2 separate regions of the Homo sapiens genome follow, and region 2 is linked to region 1. The links are chromatin loops, found by intact Hi-C in ENCODE. Cell type or tissue: dorsolateral prefrontal cortex. All regions are shown on one strand. Links, peaks and the distances in the headings refer to the core of each region. The heading gives the core; the rest is flanking DNA.

Region 1 (9,004 bases), core at 2,897-5,396:
TGAGGCCCAGAGAGGGGAAACGAGAGCCAGTGTCACCCAACAGACCTGGGACTGGAACTCGGGTCTGCTTGCTAGTATGTATCAGGCCCCTCCCAACTTCAAGTGTAGGTAGAACTAGTATTTGAGCCGAGGTCAGTGAGTATTCTTTCCATCACATCTCTGCCCCATCGTAGATATTCTAACCATGGACTGCAAGTCAAGGTTGCCAGAGTGTGAATGAGCACAGCTCTTTGTGGTGGGTGGTTTTACACTCTGGGTAAATCTCATTGGCATTCAGTAGTTCCAGGCTATTCTGGCCTTGACTTCCCTTTTGACCTTCAAGTAGGTGGGCACTGGAACAGGAAAGTACCAGGGAGGAAATGAGCCCAGAAACTGATATCCCTTTGTGGTACACTCTCATTCTCACTTGGTGCCAGGCCCCTCTCCTGCTCTATTGTTCCCCTTCATTTCCTGTCCCCTCTCCCACTCCTTCCCAGTAGTGGAGAACTGCTCAAATGTGTTGCATATACATTTTTGGACTTTTTTTTTTTTTTTTTTGAGACCTCGTCTCACTCTGTGCCCCAGGCTGGAGTGCAGTGGTGCAATCTCAGCTCACTGCAACCTCCGCCTCCCGGGTCAAGCAATTCTCGTGCTTCAGCCTCCCGAGTAGCTGGGACTACAGGCGCCTGCCACCATGCCCGGCTAATTTTTGTATTTTTCGTAGAGACGGGGTTTCACTACGTTGGCCAGGCTGGTCTAGAATTCCTGACCTCAGGTGATCGGCCTCCCAAAGTGCTGGGATTACAGGCGTGAGCCACTGCGTCTGGCCTGATTTTTGGATATTTCTATATTCTTATAGATAAGTACTGTTTACTGGTGTTGCATTTATTTTAAGTTTACATAAAATATCTATAGACGTTGTTGTACATTTTTTACTCAGTATTATCCTTTCTGCGATCTAGCCATGTGGCTGAGTGTGCATCTCATTCATTGATTTTTACCTACTCCACAGCATCCCATGCTCTGTGTCCTCACGTTTGACTGCTTTGGTCCTTTAGTGATAGACACACGCCTGGACTGCCTACATCTCCCTGCTACCTCAGCCAGTGCTGGCATGTACCTCCAAAGATCCCCTGTGGATCTGTGCAGCCTCCGAGCTGCAGTCCCAGAAGGAAGCACACTGTGCCATGGGTAGTTAATTTCTTTTCTTTACTTTTCTTTTTTTTCTTTTTTTTTTTTTTTTTGAGACAGAGTCTCACTCTGTCACCCAAGCTGGAGTGCAGTGGCACCATCTTGGCTCATTGCAACCTCCACCTCCTGAGTGCAAGCGATTCTCCTGCCTCACCCTCCTGAGTAGCTGGGACTATAGGCATGTACGCCCATGCCGGGCTAATTTTTGTATTTTTAGTAGAGACGGGTTTTCACTGTGTTGGCCAAGCAGGTCTTGAACTCCTGGCCTCAAGAGATCCTCCCGCCTCGGCCTCCCAAAGTGCTGGGACTACAGGCATGAGCCACTGCGCCCAGCCATCAGTTAATTTCGTTAAGGGCCAGATTGCCTTCCAGTGTGGCATATAGGTTTATACGTCTACCAGTGGTGCATACATAATAAGGTTTGCTGTTTCTCCACATTCTTACCAATACTGACATCTTAATTTTTGCCAATCTGATAGGTGTAAAGTGGTATCTTGCTTTATTTTGCGTTTCTCTGAATATTGGTGATGTGGATTATCATTTTAGAGACTTAACCATTTCCCCTCTTGTGGCTGCCTGTATTCTTTGGGTTTTTTTTTTTTTTTTTGAGACAGGGTCTCACTAAGTTGTCCAGGCTGGAGCAGTGGCGTAATCAAGGCTTACAGCAGCCTCAAACTCCTGAGCTCAAGTGATCCTCCCACCTCAGCCTCCCGAATAGCTGAAACTATAGGGACGCACCACCACTCCTGGCTTAATTTTTGTTTGTTTTGAGACCGTTTTGAGACAGGGACTCGCTCTGTCACCCAGTCTGGAGTGCAATGGCACAGTCACGGCTCATTGCAGCCTTTGCCTCCTGGGCTCAAGTGATCCTCCCACATCAGCCTCCCAAGTAGCTGGGACTACAGGTGTGCACCGCCACACCCAGCTAACTTTTTGTATTTTTGGTAGAGATGGAGTTTTGTCATCTTGCCCAGGCTAATCCCAAACTCTTGGGCTTAAGTAATCTTCCCACCTCAGCCTCCCTAAGTGTGGGATTACAGGCATGAGCCACTGCACCTAGCCTCATAATAGTCTTAATATGTTCTATTAGGTTAATTCCTAAGGGGAGGTGGGAAGGAGTAGAGGAATTTAATGCCCGGCAGCCGAAAGGTGGACTAGTATCTGTGATGGGGTGGGCATGGGAATGGGTGCTTTGTCTCATTGGCCTGGGGTATTTGCAGACACCAGCCATGAAGGAGAGAGAAATGGGCATGACCCTGGCACTTTCTCCTCACACATCCCTACTGCTGGCTCCCAGTCCCCCTACTCTGGGCTGCAGACTTCCCCTACAGCTATTTGTAATCGCTTTCTGCTTTCCTAGGAGTTCTGTGCTGTTTTCTCAGGTCCATCTACCTCATTCTTGCCTCTGGCTTTCCCAGGGTGGTTTCCGGGAACAAGCTGGCAGCCTGTGTTAGATTTCCATTTACTCAAGAGTTGGAATCCATCATGTCTAGCTTTGGTGCATAACTCTCAGGTTCATTCACAACATTAAATTGTGTATTAGAGATTACTTTAGGACTCCATTCAAGGCCTTTTTTACCAGCAAAACGTACTTTATAAAAAAAGTGGCTGGGTGTGGCGGCTCACCCCTGTAATCCCAGCACTTTGGGAGGCAGAGGCGGGTGGATTACTTGAAGTTACAAGTTCAAGATCAGCCTGGCCAATGTGGTGAAACCCTGTCTCTACTAAAAATACAAAAATTAGCCAGACATCTTGGCGCACGCCTGTAATCCCGGCTACTCAGGAGGTTGAGGCGGTGGGGGGGCATCACTTGATCCCGGGAGGTGGAGTTAGCGGGGAGCCAAGTTTGTGCCACTGCACTCCAGCCTGGGTGACAGAACGATACTCTTGTCTCAAAAAAAAAAAGTTTTAGCTGGGTACAGTGGCTCATGCCTGTAATATCAACACTTTGAGAGGCCGAAGTGGGTGGATTGCTTGGCCAGGGGTTCAAGACCAGCCTGGGAAACTTAGCAAAACCCTTTCTGTATAAAAAATACAAAACAAATTAGTTGGGCATGGTGGCATACACCTAAAGCCATCCTCCCACCTCAGCTTCCTGAGAGCTGCTTGATCGCTTGAGCCTGAGTTCAAGGCTGCAGTGAGCCGTGATGACACCACTGTCCTCTAGCCTGGGCGACAGAATAAGACCCTGTCTCAAAAAAAAAAAAAAGTTTCATGTTTGTGGTTTGCACAGATTATATTTCCTGTCTCCTTATAAATATAGCTAATGTCTGGAGCTTTGGCTGTCCTTTGGGAGAATGGAATCTTCCTTTAATTGTTTTCTCTCTGTTTTTATAGGAATGATGTATTTAAAATCCACTGGCTGATGGCGGCCCTTCCTTTCACCAAGTCTCTTTCCTTGGTGTTCCATGCAGTATGTATTAGCATTTTGAGGATCATTCATGAAATTACGTATAATGCCTGTGTGAGCAGGCAAAAGAAATTTGAAGAAAGGGGATAGATTGGTGGGAAACAAAGACAAAGAATACATTTCTCATAAAGCCTCCTCTTGTCTGGGAGGGCCTGGCCATGCGGGTAAATGATTACCACCTCCCCTCATATTAGACTTCAGACATCTTCTAATACTGCTTACAGACCTACAGTTTTTCTAGAACACTTATTATTGTTTTTATTTCTTTGTTTTTGGTTTGTTTTGTTTTTTTACCATTTCTAGAGATGAGAGTGCCACCTGCTGACTTGTTTCCACGACTTTTTTTTTTTTTTTTTTTTTTTTTTTTTTTTTTTTTTTTTTTTGAGACGGGGCCTCGCTCTGTTGCCCAGGCTGGAGTGCAGTGGCGTGATCTCTGTTTACTGCAAGCTCCTCCCCTCAGGTTCACGCCATTCTCCTGCCTGAGTCTCCCGAGTAGCTGGGACTACAGGCGCCCGCCACCACGCCCAGCTAATTTTTTTGTATTTTTAGTAGAGACGGGGTTTCACCGTGTTAGCCAGGATGGTCTCGATCTCCTGACCTCGTGATCCGCCCGCCTCAGCCTCCCAAAGTGCTGGGATTACAGGCATGAGCCACCACGCCCGGCCTCCACGACTTTTTTATGTTTCCAGATATTCCCTCATGTTCCTCTGTGATTTGAAGTTCAATTCAGTATTAGCATATTTATCTGAGAGAAAATTGATGCTATAAAGCTGGAGGCATGAGAATTGAGCCTCAGCTTTGTATATTTGGAACTTATGCAAATTAAAATGAACTTGCCCAAGGGGGTAAGATCACAACTTCTCCTGTCTGTGGGCCTCCAAGTGCCCGTGGAGCACACTTGCAAGGATGACAGTCTCTAGACATGTACTCTTTGCTGTACTTGAAAGTGGCCTCCTTGGAAAAGGCAATAATATATCCAGTGGCAGCGTCACCAAATGACAATGATTTGGATAATTTCCCAAATGGGTCCAAGTTAAAAGATTCTTTGTGGAGCCATGTAGATAATGAGTGATTCTGAAATGCAGTTGTTTGATTTCAGATTGACTACCACTACATCTCCTCCCAGGGCTTCCCTATCGAAGGCTGGGCTGTTGTGTACTACATAACTCACCTGTAAGTATGCAGGTCCATGTGAAATACACCATGAAATGACATACAAGACAAGGGGGGTGGGCAACAACCTGCCCCAAGTTAACCAGCCCTGCCCTCCTGTGGCAGCCTGTCTGGGCCCCTGCCATACCAGAGGAGTGTAGCTCATGGGTGGCTGTCCAGACTTGGGAAGTCGGGCTTAGTGGCATACTCCTGCCTCTCTGCGGCCATTGGCTGTCCAGGCTGTGGGGTGCAGAGCTAACTGTGTGCCCTGAAGGAAGTGGTGCTCATGTATGATGGATTTCCTAAATTTGGCTGCCCGTCTTTTGTAAGAAGCTTGTGAACTCATAGAATGAGCTATGCAATCTAACTGGCAGTGAGAGTCTAAAGAGACCTGCTGGTGTCTGTTCCTTGTTTTCTCTTCCAGTTTGAAAGGGGCGCTACTCTTCATCACCATTGCACTCATTGGCACTGGCTGGGCTTTCATTAAGCACATCCTTTCTGATAAAGACAAAAAGATCTTCATGATTGTCATTCCACTCCAGGTAAAAGAACCCTCATCCCATTTGTCACTTCCTTTCTTGGCGCTTAGCAGGGCTCAGCTCCAAGCCTGTATGGGAAGAGGGAGTCACCTCACCCTGAAACCCCAGCTTCTGCTAGTGGAGGTTGAAGACTGAGATTCTCTTTCTGAATTCTGAACAGACTTCAGGTCATTGCACTGGGAGATGCTTGGGCATCAGTCAGCCACTGGCCTTTGGGGGCCTAGATTTTGAGTAGAGAGCTGCTGACAGTGACAGGGAGACACACAGTAACACACAGTACTGTTTTCTCTTCTGCATCATTTGCTTCATAACTAAATGGTGCCCTTGGCAAGGAAGCTCAGAGATGTAGTGATTTTATTAACAAAGTATTTTAAAACCGTGAACTACACCAGTGAGTTTCCACAGGTAGAATATGGTAGTAGACGTGAGGGGCAAACATTTCCTAAATCCTTACCATGTTTGGGGCCGAGGGCCAAGGCCAGCCTTACAAGGCTGTGAGTCTTTTGCGGGAGGAGCCTTGTCTTACTGGAAGCAGAACTTGGATGTAAAGAACTTACAATGAACAGAGAGGTTTTAGCAGGGATGCACAGCTACCCTGCTCTGCTTGACCAGACAGCGTCTGTTTGACAGAGTTGTCCCTGTGAACTTTTCTCACATTTTGGAGCACAAAGTAAATGTGGAAGGTTGGGGGTGGAAGGGGACAACTCCTGAGGCACCCAGATCAGCCGTCCCAACTCTGGCAGAGTTTGCAGCAGAGCTCCTCTCGGAGTTCTAACAGACCTCATCCACCCTTACGTTCAATAATGAGGAACATGTGTTGACATCAAATGAATGGGACAGGCCAGTTGCTCTGTGTTTCCAAGGAGAGAATAAGCACTCAAGTTGGAAGGATCAAGGAGGGCTTTGTGACAGAGATAGGGCTGGCCTGGGTGTTGAAGGAAAGGAATGTGACAGAGGCAGTAAATACACATGACCCTGCTGTCTGCTAAGCAAAACATGCTGAGGGACTGTGCCGGTCTTTCGGCTGTCGAGCCACCGTGGTCACTTCTTCAGCCAGACTGAGTCCTACAGCCTGCCGAGGTCTCGGAGTTGTGAATGACGGAGACTGGGTTGTCACCCGGCTGCGTGTGCCTCTTCCCTTTAGTAGAGTCCCTCATCCCTCTAGAGTCTCCCCCCACCAGCCTGAACCAGGCTGTCGTGGGGCATAGCCTTCCAGGAAGCCCGTCCTGGGCTTCCCTGAAAGACAGACACACAGAGTTCCATGGAATGTCAGTCTGAGAAGATAAGGACATTTAACAAATTAAGAAAGTCATGAGTATTTAGACAATAGAACTAGTCTGGGAGGGCCTTAAATGTCAGCCTGAAAAGTTAAAACTGCTTCCTTTTGGCCATGGGCAGTGACAGAAAGTTTCTAAGTAAGGAGTAGATGATGTCCCTGCAAAATGGTGTTTCAGGAACACTCTTGGCACGTTGTTCAACACTGGGAACATTCTGTCTCTCATGCAGTGTGTGAATTAAGGACAAAATGGAATTTTGAATTTAAGATGTGAAAGCCTTTGTTTTCTACTTTGTCCTCTTACTTTTAGACAGGGTCTCACTCTGTCGCCCGGGCTGGAGTACAGTGGTGATCATGGCTCACTGCAGCCCTAAACTCCTGGGCTCAGGCGATCCTCCTGCCTCAGTCTCCCGAGTAGCTGAGACCACAGACGTACACCATCACACCTGACTAATTTTTAATTTTTTTTTTTTAATTAGAGGCCGTGTCTCACTATTTTGCCCAGGCTGGTGTCAAACTCCTGGGCTCAAGCAATCCTTCTGCCTTGGCTCCCCAAATTTCTGGGATTATGGGTATGAGCCACCGCACCCAGCCCTACTTTGTCTTTTTAGATGGAGCCACAGATGCTAGTGTTTTGGATAGACAGGGCTTCACGAGCAGTGTGGGACAGGGAAGGACCCAGAAGCTGGGGGTCATTGGAGAGGCTGAAATTTCAGATAATTTTTGCATTAGTTTTAAATGAAATTTCGGATAATTTGATTCTAAGTCCTGTATAGAAAGAGAAATTAAACTTAGAGACTTCCTAAATAATAGCACTACAGATTTTACATGCAAAGTGTGGAGGATTACCTTTTACAGCAAGTCAGGCAGAGATTTGGGACCAGGGACTTCTCATGGGGTATATAGGTGGAATGATAACCTCTGCATCCATTCCCAGTGGTAATCTTCAAAAGGATGTATTATAAGTGGTAAATTTCCCTTATGCTCTGTGGCATCTCAGTTTAGCCAGTGGAAAGACTTTTTATAAAGACTTATGCTAAGAGCCTAATAACGGGCCTGAGTACAGAGCTTAATAGTGGGCCTGAGTATATGAGGCTGTAGGGCTGGAATCAGCCATGCTCACCCTCTGGTCTCTGAAAACACAGTTCCATTGTCTGGCACTTAGATGAGTTATTGTCACTGAGCACCATGGCCTGAAAAGTATGGGCATTGTGGCTAAATAGGGTGTTAAGTGCCACCTATCCAGCAGTCCAGCACCTGAGTGACTCCACTGGGTTTGGGGTACCTGAAAAGCAAAGTGTCCCTGTTATCTACTGCTGCATAACAAATCACCCCAAAACTCAGCGACTTAAAACGACAATAACCCGTCATTCTCTCTCTCAGTTTCTGTGGGTTAGGAATTCAAGAGTGGCTAGCTGGGTAGGTCTGACTTGGGTCTTGTGGTCATAGTCACACCATGGCTGGGAGCATCTTGAAGTCTCCACTCGCATCTGTCTTCTGGGCTGAGAAGCTTGCTCAGGTGGGGACTGGGACAGCCGGGGCTCCTGGGGGGGCCTTTCCATCTCTGCATGGTCTGTACAGCAGGGTAGTTTCAGGGTAGCCAGACTTCTTACAAGAAGGCTTAGGGCTCCAAAGGTCCCAAGAGAGCTGGGTGGAAGCTTTATCTACCTTGGAAATCACACAGCAGTACTTCCATCTTACTGTATTAGAGCAATTACGGCCTGTGCAGATTCAGGGGGGTGGCATAGAGACTCTCCTTGATAGCGGAGTGGCAGAGTTCTGGAAGAGCACGTGGGACTGGAAAGAATGCTGTGGTCGCAGATCGTGGGTCTGGAGGCCAAGGTGTACACCCCACATTGGGGCTGCTAGCATCATAACAGTCCACCCATGCTTTGGGGCCTCAGCAACTTCTCATGTCTGTAGGTCCTGGCAAATGTAGCCTACATCATCATAGAGTCCACCGAGGAGGGCACGACTGAATATGGCTTGTGGAAGGACTCTCTATTTCTGGTCGACCTGTTGTGTTGTGGTGCCATCCTCTTCCCAGTGGTGTGGTGAGTAGCTCACAGGGAGGGAGGCCACATGACAGCTTGGCTGTCAAGCCCAATAGCTGAACTGGCCATTCCCAAACTGATCTCAGTCACATGGGACGTGTGTTTAAAAGTACAGCTTTCTGAGTCCCAGACTGACCTGAATCAGCCTCCAGGGGCAGAACCCTGTGTCTTTTTCCAGTTACTCGGGGTATTCTGGCAGAGCTAATCCGTCACCATGAGCTGGCATTTAACAGAGTTCTAAGACAATAGAGAGGAATTGGGAAATGAGAACTTGGTAGTAACTTAAAGTAGCAGCCTGAATTTGTGGTGGTGGTAGGGAGTTGGAGAAATCCCATAAACAGCCAGTTCTTGCCAACTTAGGTGGAAAATGAGGAAGTTCATTAACATAAAACTAGTGATAGTT
Region 2 (9,004 bases), core at 2,492-4,991, 170 kb before region 1:
CAGCTAATCAGGAGGCCGAGGCAGGAGAATCGCTTAAACCCGGGAGGTGGAGGTTGCAGGGAGCCGAGATCACGCCACTGCACTCCAGCCTGGTGACAGAGCGAGACTCTGTCTGGAAAAAAAAAAAAAAGAAAGAAACAAATAGAAAGAACTCTGGGCTGTCTGGTTTTCTCCTTTCTTCCAACCACCATGCTTCCTTCTTTCTTTCTTCCTCTTTCTGGCTTTTCTTTCTAGCTATAATGGTTTTTGTTTTTTTTTTTTTAACTTTTTTATATGTTATGGGAAAACACAATGGATTCATTCACAAACAAAATTAGTTATGCAGAACCAAACATGCAACCAAAGCACGCCAGAGAGACAGGATTCCGGAGCAGAACTTACCCCACGCTTTAGGCTCCTGAAGCAGTGGATTTTGGGTTTGGAGGTCATGAACTCGTTGAAGCGATGGGAGAGGGGTTCCTTTTGCTGCTTGGGAGACTGGGGGCCGTTGGGAACAGCAGAGGGTGAGGCAGAGGCAGGAGGGGGAGGGGGAGGCTGATGGGGGGATGTTAAAAGGGACATAAGCTACATGTAAGAGATGGAGCCGTGACAGAGTAAAAATCAGAAACAAGAAGACACAAAACAAAAATAAGCATCAAATAATATTTGAAATCCAACGCAAGTAAAACACAAACAATTAAATTTTAGGCCATGGTCCAAAAGAAAACATGTAGGAGGTGGTTAAATGAAGAATATGATGAGAGTTGGGAGGTTTAGTAAGTAATGCGACAGAAGAGCAAGAAATATCTGACAAGAAGCTCGTGCAGACTTTCCCATGCAAACTATAGCTCTAGTTAGTTACTCTAAACCAGCTTAAGCCAGAGGGTAAATATTTCTACATTACCTAAACTAACATAGCTTGATGGGAGAAAATGAAAGACCTTCAATGCTAAGGTTGTGGAAACAGCAGTCTGTTTAAATTAATAAATAGTAAGTCATTCTAAAGTTAAAGCAGTAATGCTGCCTTGATCATATTCTACGTCCCCAGGTTAATGCTGTCATGCACCTATGTATCGCACTATGAAAAGAAAATGAAAAATGTTCATGGGTACACATGTTAACATGAATTCAAAACCAAGTTATTAACATGGTAACGATTTCCAGTAGATGTGCGGATAAAGTGTTACAGGAATGTCCCACTACATCCTCTCTCCCAGCCAAGGTAACCAGCAGTCTAGGAGAGGAAGGAGGGAAAGGCATGAGGCGAAACGGTGGAGAGGTCAGTACTCTGTTAGTGTGGGAGTCACGGTACGAGGATAATGCATCTGAAATAAGACACAGGGCCATGGCAAAGATACCACCACCAAAAAGAAATACTGTCTCAACATAAGGTAGCACACTAGCTTCTTCTTTTGCATTCTGAAACTACAGGTTTAGGATCTTAGTTTTTCTAAGACTAAAAGATCAAGTCAAAATCTCCACACCTTAGAAAACTCATTTCACGCCAACCATCAGTACCTTATTTTTTTTGATGAACGGCCATAACTTTCCTTTGGATTTGCCACCAAATTTGAGGTCTGGTTTGCCTTCTCCTCTGGAATTTGAAAGGCTGTTATCTGACACAGTGCGCTTCATTGGCTGAGTGTAATCCTCAAATTCAATGTCTCCAGGAGGCTCAAACCCTGATTTATAAGCTTCTATTACCAGCTGTGAATCCTGAAATTATACCCACAAGCATATAAATACATTCAGAAGCATGCAAACACTTTTTAAACAATGAATTGGCCAGGTGCGGTGGCTCATGCCTGTAATCCCAGCACTCTGGGAGGCAGAGGCGGGTGGATCACGAGGTCAGGAGATCAAGACCATCCTGGCTAACATGGTGAAACCCCGTCTCTACTAAAAATACAAAAAATTAGCCAGGCGTGGTGGCGGGCGCCTGTAGTCCCAGCTACTCAGGAGGCTGAGGCAGGAGAATGGCATGAACCCAGGAGGCGGAGGTTGCAGTGAGCTGAGCTCGCGCCACTGCACTCCAGCCTGGGCGACAGAGTGAGACTCCATCTCAAAAAAACAATGAATTATGATGATCTCATACAGATGATAACTAACGAAATTGTACTGATTGATAATAACTTTTTTCCTAGTAGCTTTTTTTTTTTTTTTTTTTTTTTTGAGACAGTCTCAATCTGTTACCCAGGCTGGAGTGCAGTGGCGTGATCTCAGCTCACCGCAACCTCCGCCTCCCAGGTTTAAGCGATTCTCCTGCCTCAGCCTCCCGAGTAGCTGGGATTACAGGCATGTGCCATCATGCCTAGCTAATTTTTGTATTTTTAGTAGAGATGGGGTTTCGCCATGTTGGCCAGGCTGGTCTCAAATTCTTGACCTCAGGTGATCCGCCTGCCTCGGCTTCCCAAAGTGCTGGCATTACAGGCTTGAGTCACCACAGCTGGCCAGCTTTTTTCATTCTTCTCAAAAGCCATCATTTGAGCTTTTCATCCGAGCTTTTAGAATTTAGAACTATTGTTTTCTGATTTTTTTGTTTGTTTTTGAGACAGAGTCTCGCTCTGTCACTCAGACTGGAGTGCAGTGGCGTGATCTTGGCTCACTGCAATCCCTGCCTCCTGAGTTCCAGCAATTCTCGTGCCTCAGCCTCCCGAGTAGCTGGGACTACAGGGGCATACCACCACACCCAGCTAATTTTTGTATTTTTAGTAGAGATGTGGTTTCACCATGTTGGCCAGGCTGGTCTTGAACTCCTGGCATCAAGTGATCCACCCGCTCCGGCCTCCCAAAGTGCTGGGATTACAAATGTGAGCCACTGTGCCCAGCCAGCAGCATAACTTTTATGTTGAATATTTGTGTCTTCAAATTAACAGTAAAAGCCTATGCTGGTGTTCTAGTTTATATTTTTTTGAGAAATAGGTCTCTAGGAATTCAAATGGAGAACACTGCCCTAAAGCAGTATTCTCAACCAGAGAAGCTTTTGCCCTCCCAGAGGACATGTGACAATGTGTGGAGACATTTTTGATTGTCACAACTCGGGGAGTGCTACTGGCCTCTGCTGGGTAGAGGCCAGGATGCTGCTAAACATTCTGAAATGCCCCCAACAAGAAAAATGATCTGGCCTGAGATAATGTCAAAAGTGCTGAAGGAACCCTGTTTTGGCCGGGTGCAGTGGTTCACACCTGTAATCCTAACACTTTGGGAGGCTGAGGCGGGCGGATTACCTGAGGTCAGGAGTTCGAGACCAGCCTGGCCAATATGGTGAAACCCCGTCTCTGCTAAAAATACAGAAATTAGCTGGGCGTGGTGCGGGCGCCTGTAGTCCCAGCTACTCAGGAGGCTGAGGCAGGAGAATCGCTTGAACCCGGGAGGTGGAGGTTGCAGTGACCCAAGATCACGCCACTGCACTGCAGCCTGGGCAACAGAGCGAGATTCCATCTCAAAAAGAAAAAAAAAAAAAGAAAAAGAAAAAGAAAAAGAGAAAGAAACCCTGCCTTAGAGGAAACAAAGCCTTTACCTTTTTTCCAGGAAATACTTCAATTCAATTCTGTCATGTCTCGGACAATTTACCACTTAAATGTGTTTACCAAAAAAGGAATTATACAGCTAAATCCAAGACACAGAGCATGTGTGACCACCAAAAGCAACCATCCACCATGAGATGATGACATGAGGTCAAATGGAAAGGGGATGGGGAGAAATAATGGATCTGCAAATAGTTATCAATGAAGTCCAAATGGCAATACTTACATTTTTCTGATCAATTGATTCGGCTGCTTTTACTATTCCATCCAGGCACTTCCCAATGATTGGGATCACCTGCCGATCAACCTCTGCATATGTCTTCATGGACTCTCCCATTCTCACAATCCTCCTTTCCTCCATCTCTTGTATTTTCTGCAACATTAGATTTTGTATAAAGTAAGTTTGGTCCATTATTATTAAACAAAGTTGTTTTTCGGCAGCATTGTTACCTCTAACAAGTTCTCTTTGAGGAAAAAATGGGTTAGAGTTAGAGCGGCTCTAAGTACACGGAGCCTCCATATTACCCAGCTGTACATTTATTTTATAAATTGCTAGACATGTTAGGCTGCCCAAATATATGCTTTGCACAATTCCATTCTAATTTTAGTAAGAATGCCAAACTCAATAGTTCTTTTTTGTTTTTCTTTTTGTTTTTTTGAGACGGAGTTTTGCTCTTGTCACCCAGGCTGGAGTGCAGTGGTGTGATCTCAGCTCACTGCAACCTCTGCCTCCAGGTTCAAGTGATTCTCCTGCGTCAGCCTCCCAAGTAGCTGGGATTACAGGCCCCACCCCCCCTCCCCCCGCCACCACACTTGGCTAATTTTTTGTATTTTTAGTACAGATGGGGTTTCGCCATGTTGGCCAGGCTGGTCTCCAACTCCTTACCTCAGGTGATCCACCTGCCTAGGCCTCCAAAGTGCTGGGATTACAGGCTTGAGCCACCACACCTGGCCAATAGTTTTATTACTAACACTATTTGTAATCTACCTCAAACGTTTTCTCCATCTTTAATCTACTACTTTACCTTTTACCAAAAGCACAGTATTTAATTAACTGCCTCAGCCCAATACATGCTAGTGTATCTTCCAACTATAATTTACAAGGACTTGTTTGCTGTGTGTGTAGACACCAAGAAGCAAATATATTATTTATTTTTTCTACAATTGGACTCAAAGTTGCAAAAAATCTGTAAAATGGAAGAACATATGTCTATCTTTTCTCATACCATTTTTGACAACCTAACATGAGCAAAAGAAAACAATCCAAAAGAAAGAACTGTCATTTGTTTAAATCCTATAACTCTATGAATGCTGCTTTGACTTCTATAGTTAAGTTGGCATTTTTATAACCACAATCATCCCTTTAGCAAAGACAGCATTAATCACAGAATCATAGTTTAAGACTGACAAATAGGCGCTGTGGCTCACGCCTGTAATCCCAGCACTTTGGGAGGCCAAGGCGGGCGGATCACCTGAGGTCAGGAGTTCACGACCAGCCTGGCCAACATGGTGAAACCCCGTCTCTACTAAAAATACAAAAAAGGTAGCCAGGTATGGTGGCAGGTGCCTGTAATCCCAGCTACTCAGGAGGCTGAGGCAGGAGATTCGCCGGAACCCAGGAGGTGAAGGTTGCAGTGAGCTGAGATCATGCCACTGCATTCCAGCCTGGGTGACAGAGCAAGACTCCATCTCAAAAAAAAAAAAGAAAAAAAGAAAAAAAGAAAAAAGACTGACAAATAATTGGCTGCAGGTGCAAACTATAGAAATTTGCAAAGTTATTGATTAATCTTGAGATTATTATATTTCATTCATATTGCTAGTCAATGCTTGATCTAGATGCTTTAAAAAATGATTTATCATGCCTATAATCCTAGCACTTTGGGAGGCCAAGGCTGGAGAACTGTTTGAGTCCAGGAATTTGAGACCATCCTGGGCAACACAGCAAGACCCTATCTCTATAAAAAATTTAAAAATTAGCAGGGCATGGTGGTGCATGCCTGTAGTTCCATCTACTTAGGAGGCTGAACTTGGAGGATCCCTTGATCCTTTGAGCCCAGGAGTTCAAAGCTGCAGTGGGTCGTGATTGTGCACTGCACTCCAGCCTGGGCAACAGAGTGAGACTGTCTCAAAAAACAAAAACAAAACAAAACAAAAAAAAGGGCCAGGCATGGTGGCTCAGGCCTGTAATCCCACCACTTTGGGAGGCCGAGGTAGGCAGATCACCTGAGGTCATGACTTTGAGACCAGCCTGGCCAACATGGCAAAACCCCGTCTCTACTAAAAATACAAAAATTAGCCGGGCCCAGTGGTACGTGCCTGTAGTCCCAGCTACTCGGGAGGCTGAGGCAGGAGAGTCACTTGAACCTAGGAGGCAGGGGTTGCAATGAGCCGAGACTGTGCCATTGCACTCCAGCCTGGGTGACAAAGCAAGACTCTGTCTCAAAAAAAAAAAAAAAAAAAAAAAAAATTAGTGGAAATTTGGAATTATATAAAGACTCAGACTCAGAATACAAACCCAGCAATCACGATTCAGAAGTGTCATGTTTCTAAGGAAAGCAAAGCATAAAACATGAAATCTGAGAGATGTTCAGGACTTACCTGGAAGATGTTGGGGATGTGAGTATGGTAATATTCATGCTGCTCATGGTTGAATTTCTGGAGAATGGATGAGTAATCTGCTTTGCTGTCCTCTGCCATTTGGTGACGTATTTGAGCTTGTTGTCGGGCCTTAGGGCAAAAACAAGAATACTCCTACGTTTATACACCATAGATAAAAGCCTGGGTGCAATCAATAAAAGCCTAGAACTGCACACTGGGATGCCTAGGGGCCAGATTTACCTCAAATGTATTCCGCGGGTGCTTTTTAATGTTCTGAATTGAATTGACTTTAGGTAAGCAATGTGCATCCTAGTTTGTATAAACCTCCACCATTCCCTACTGCCTTAACGTGGCGTGTACCTTCTAGTTTGACACACCATTCTATACTGTCTGCACTTGGGCCAATTTACATTATTTGGATGACCCTTGTGGGAACCTCTGCTCATCTCATATACACATTTTTTTTTTTTTGAGGAGGGGATGAGAAATTCATTTTTTTTTTTTCTTTTTTTGAGACCAGGTCTCGCTCTGTCACCCAGGCTGGAGTGCAGTGGCACGATCCTGGCTCACTGCAGCCTCAACCTCCTGGGTTCAAGCAATCCTCTTACCTCAGCCTCTCAAGTAGCTGGGACTACAGGCGTGCACCACCATGCTTGGCTAATTTTTGTATTTTTTTTGTAGATAGGAGGTCTCACCACATTGCCCAGGCTATTCTTGAACTCCTTGACTCAAGCAATCCACCCGCCTCAGCCTCCCAAAGTGCTGGGATTATGGGCATGAACCACGGTGCCTGGCTGGGAAATCCATGAATTTTTAAACCCAGTTCTCAATGGGGTTCATGCACTAAAAAGGCATATGAACCACTGACCTAAGGAGACTTTTCTAAAGCTCTCTAGCATGTTTATATTTAGTATATATGCTAAAGAGGGAATAAGTATGGCAACTTCTTTATGCTTTTTATGTTTTTTGAGGAGTGCTATTTTATGTTTTACTGCATTGCTTTTCTCCTAAAAAATCAATAATTTACACATTTGTTTTTCTCTAATTCATATTCTGATTGATCACATACCTAAAAAAGGGGCAACAATTGTTGACTAGTTGCAGAATGGATTTTAAAGTTCAAACAGGAATGTCTATAAATTCTAAAGTCATCCAGAAGTACAAGAGGTTGTGCCGTTAATACCACCTTAGATTCACATAGCATTGTGGTGTTATTTTGATAAATATAATCTTGTGAATCTCTAACACAATTTGAGGTCCACACAAGGCAAAAAACTACCTCCTGCCAGATGAAGATAGGGTTTTTGGTCTTTAAGTGACCTGGCAAATTCACTGCAGTAAGCCAGAAACACAACAGGAAATAGGCTGTCTTCCAACATAACCAGGGCAACTATTTGTTTGTTTGCTTGTTTTTGTTTTGTTTTACTGAACCAATGTTTCAGAAAACTAAGACCTGGCTGGGTGTGGTAGATCACGCCTGCAATCCCAGCTCTATGGAAGGCTCGGGTGGGCAGATTGCTTGAGCCCAGGAAACTGAGACCAGCCTGGGCAACATGGTGAGACCCCTCTCTCTACAAAAATTAGCTGGGCATGGTGGTATGTGCCTATAGTTCCAGTTACTCAGGAGGCTGAGGCAGGAGGATTGCTTGAGCCTGGGAGGCTGAGGCTGCAGTGAGCTGTGATCACTACCACTGCATTCCAGCCTGCGCAACAGAACGAGACCCTGTGTCAAAAAATAATAATAACAAATAAATTGGCTGGGCGCGGTGGCTCACGCCTGTAATCCTAACACTTTGGGAGGCTGAGGTGGGCAGATCACAAGATCAGGAGATCAAGACCATCCTGGCTAACATGGTGAAACCCCGTCTCTACTAAAAAAAATACAAAAAATTAGCCGGGTGTGGTGGTGGGTGCCTGTAGTCCCAGCTACTCGGGAGGCTGAGGCACGAGAATGGCGTGAACCCGGGAGGCGGAGCTTGCAATGAGCCGAGATCGCGCCACTATACTCCAGCCTGGGCGACAGAGCAAGACTCCGTCTCAAAAAATAATAATAATAAAATAATAAATAAATAAATAAATAAATTAGTTGGGTGTGGTGATGTGTGCCTGTGGTCCCAGCTACTTGGGAGACTGAGGTGGGAGGATTGCTTGAGCTCAGGAGGTCAAGTATACAGTAAGCTGTGACTGCGCCACTGCACTCCAGCCTGGGTAACAGAGCAAGACTGTTTCAAAAAACAAAACAAAACACCAAACAAACAAAAACAAGAAAATTAAGACCTAATCATGAAAGAAAGAAAATCAGAAACACAAGAAAAAGACAGAAAAGAAGAAAAGAGAGAAAGAAAGGGAAGAAAGAACGAAAGAGGCCAGGTGCGGTGCCTCACGCCTGTAATCCCAGCACTTTGGGAGGCTGAGGCGGGTGGATGACGAGGTCAAGAGATTGAGACCATCCTGGCCAACATGGTGAAACCCCGTCTCTACTAAAAATACAAAAATTAGATGGGCGTGGTGGTGGGCGCCTTTAGTCCCAGCTACTTGGGAGGCCGAGACAGGAGAATCGCTTGAACCCAGGAGCCGGAGGTTGCAGCGAGCCGAGATCGCACCACTGCACTCCAGCCTGGGCGACTGAGCCAGACTATCTCTCTCAAAAAAAAGAAAAGAAAAAAAAAGAACAAACGAATGAAAGAGAAAGAAAGAGAAAGTGAAAGAGAGAAAGAAAAAGGAAGGAAGAAAGAAAAGAAAAGAAACACATGAGAGGAAAGCTGAAGTATTTGTTCCACTTTCTTCTTGATGGGAACATTTAGTATTGGCTTTTTTTTTCATGTCAATCTTCTTTATTGGTTTCCTGCCTATGTGACTTGAAGGGTTAACCTGAATTTCACTTCACACATTTTACTCAT

Evidence for each region. A loop is a pair of places that touch in the nucleus more often than their neighbours do. Peaks named below come from ENCODE experiments on the same cell type or tissue, not always from the same donor. Only the 100,000 strongest peaks of a DNase experiment are listed, where the experiment ranks them.
Region 2: it touches region 1 in a loop (4-fold over the local background); 2 of 110 quality-filtered maps call a loop at or near these places.

The regions. Positions count from the first base shown.
Region 1 is chr9:130,095,950-130,104,953 of GRCh38, forward strand. It overlaps GPR107 (G protein-coupled receptor 107), which reads left to right. Exons shown (of 18, transcript NM_020960.5): 10 at 3,508-3,583; 11 at 4,680-4,753; 12 at 5,157-5,274; 13 at 8,471-8,601. Among named protein-coding and RNA genes, the nearest start is that of GPRACR, 44 kb to the right of the region's middle. In dorsolateral prefrontal cortex, for the core only: a CTCF peak has its summit at 3,858 (motif pointing left); no DNase peak of the experiment used is centred there; H3K27ac peaks cover 467 bases.
Region 2 is chr9:129,923,463-129,932,466 of GRCh38, forward strand. FNBP1 (formin binding protein 1) reads right to left here. Exons shown (of 17, transcript NM_015033.3): 7 at 6,105-6,233; 8 at 3,733-3,879; 9 at 1,498-1,695; 10 at 382-564. Among named protein-coding and RNA genes, the nearest start is that of MIR6855, 58 kb to the left of the region's middle. In dorsolateral prefrontal cortex, for the core only: no CTCF peak of the experiment used is centred there; no DNase peak of the experiment used is centred there; H3K27ac peaks cover 1,553 bases.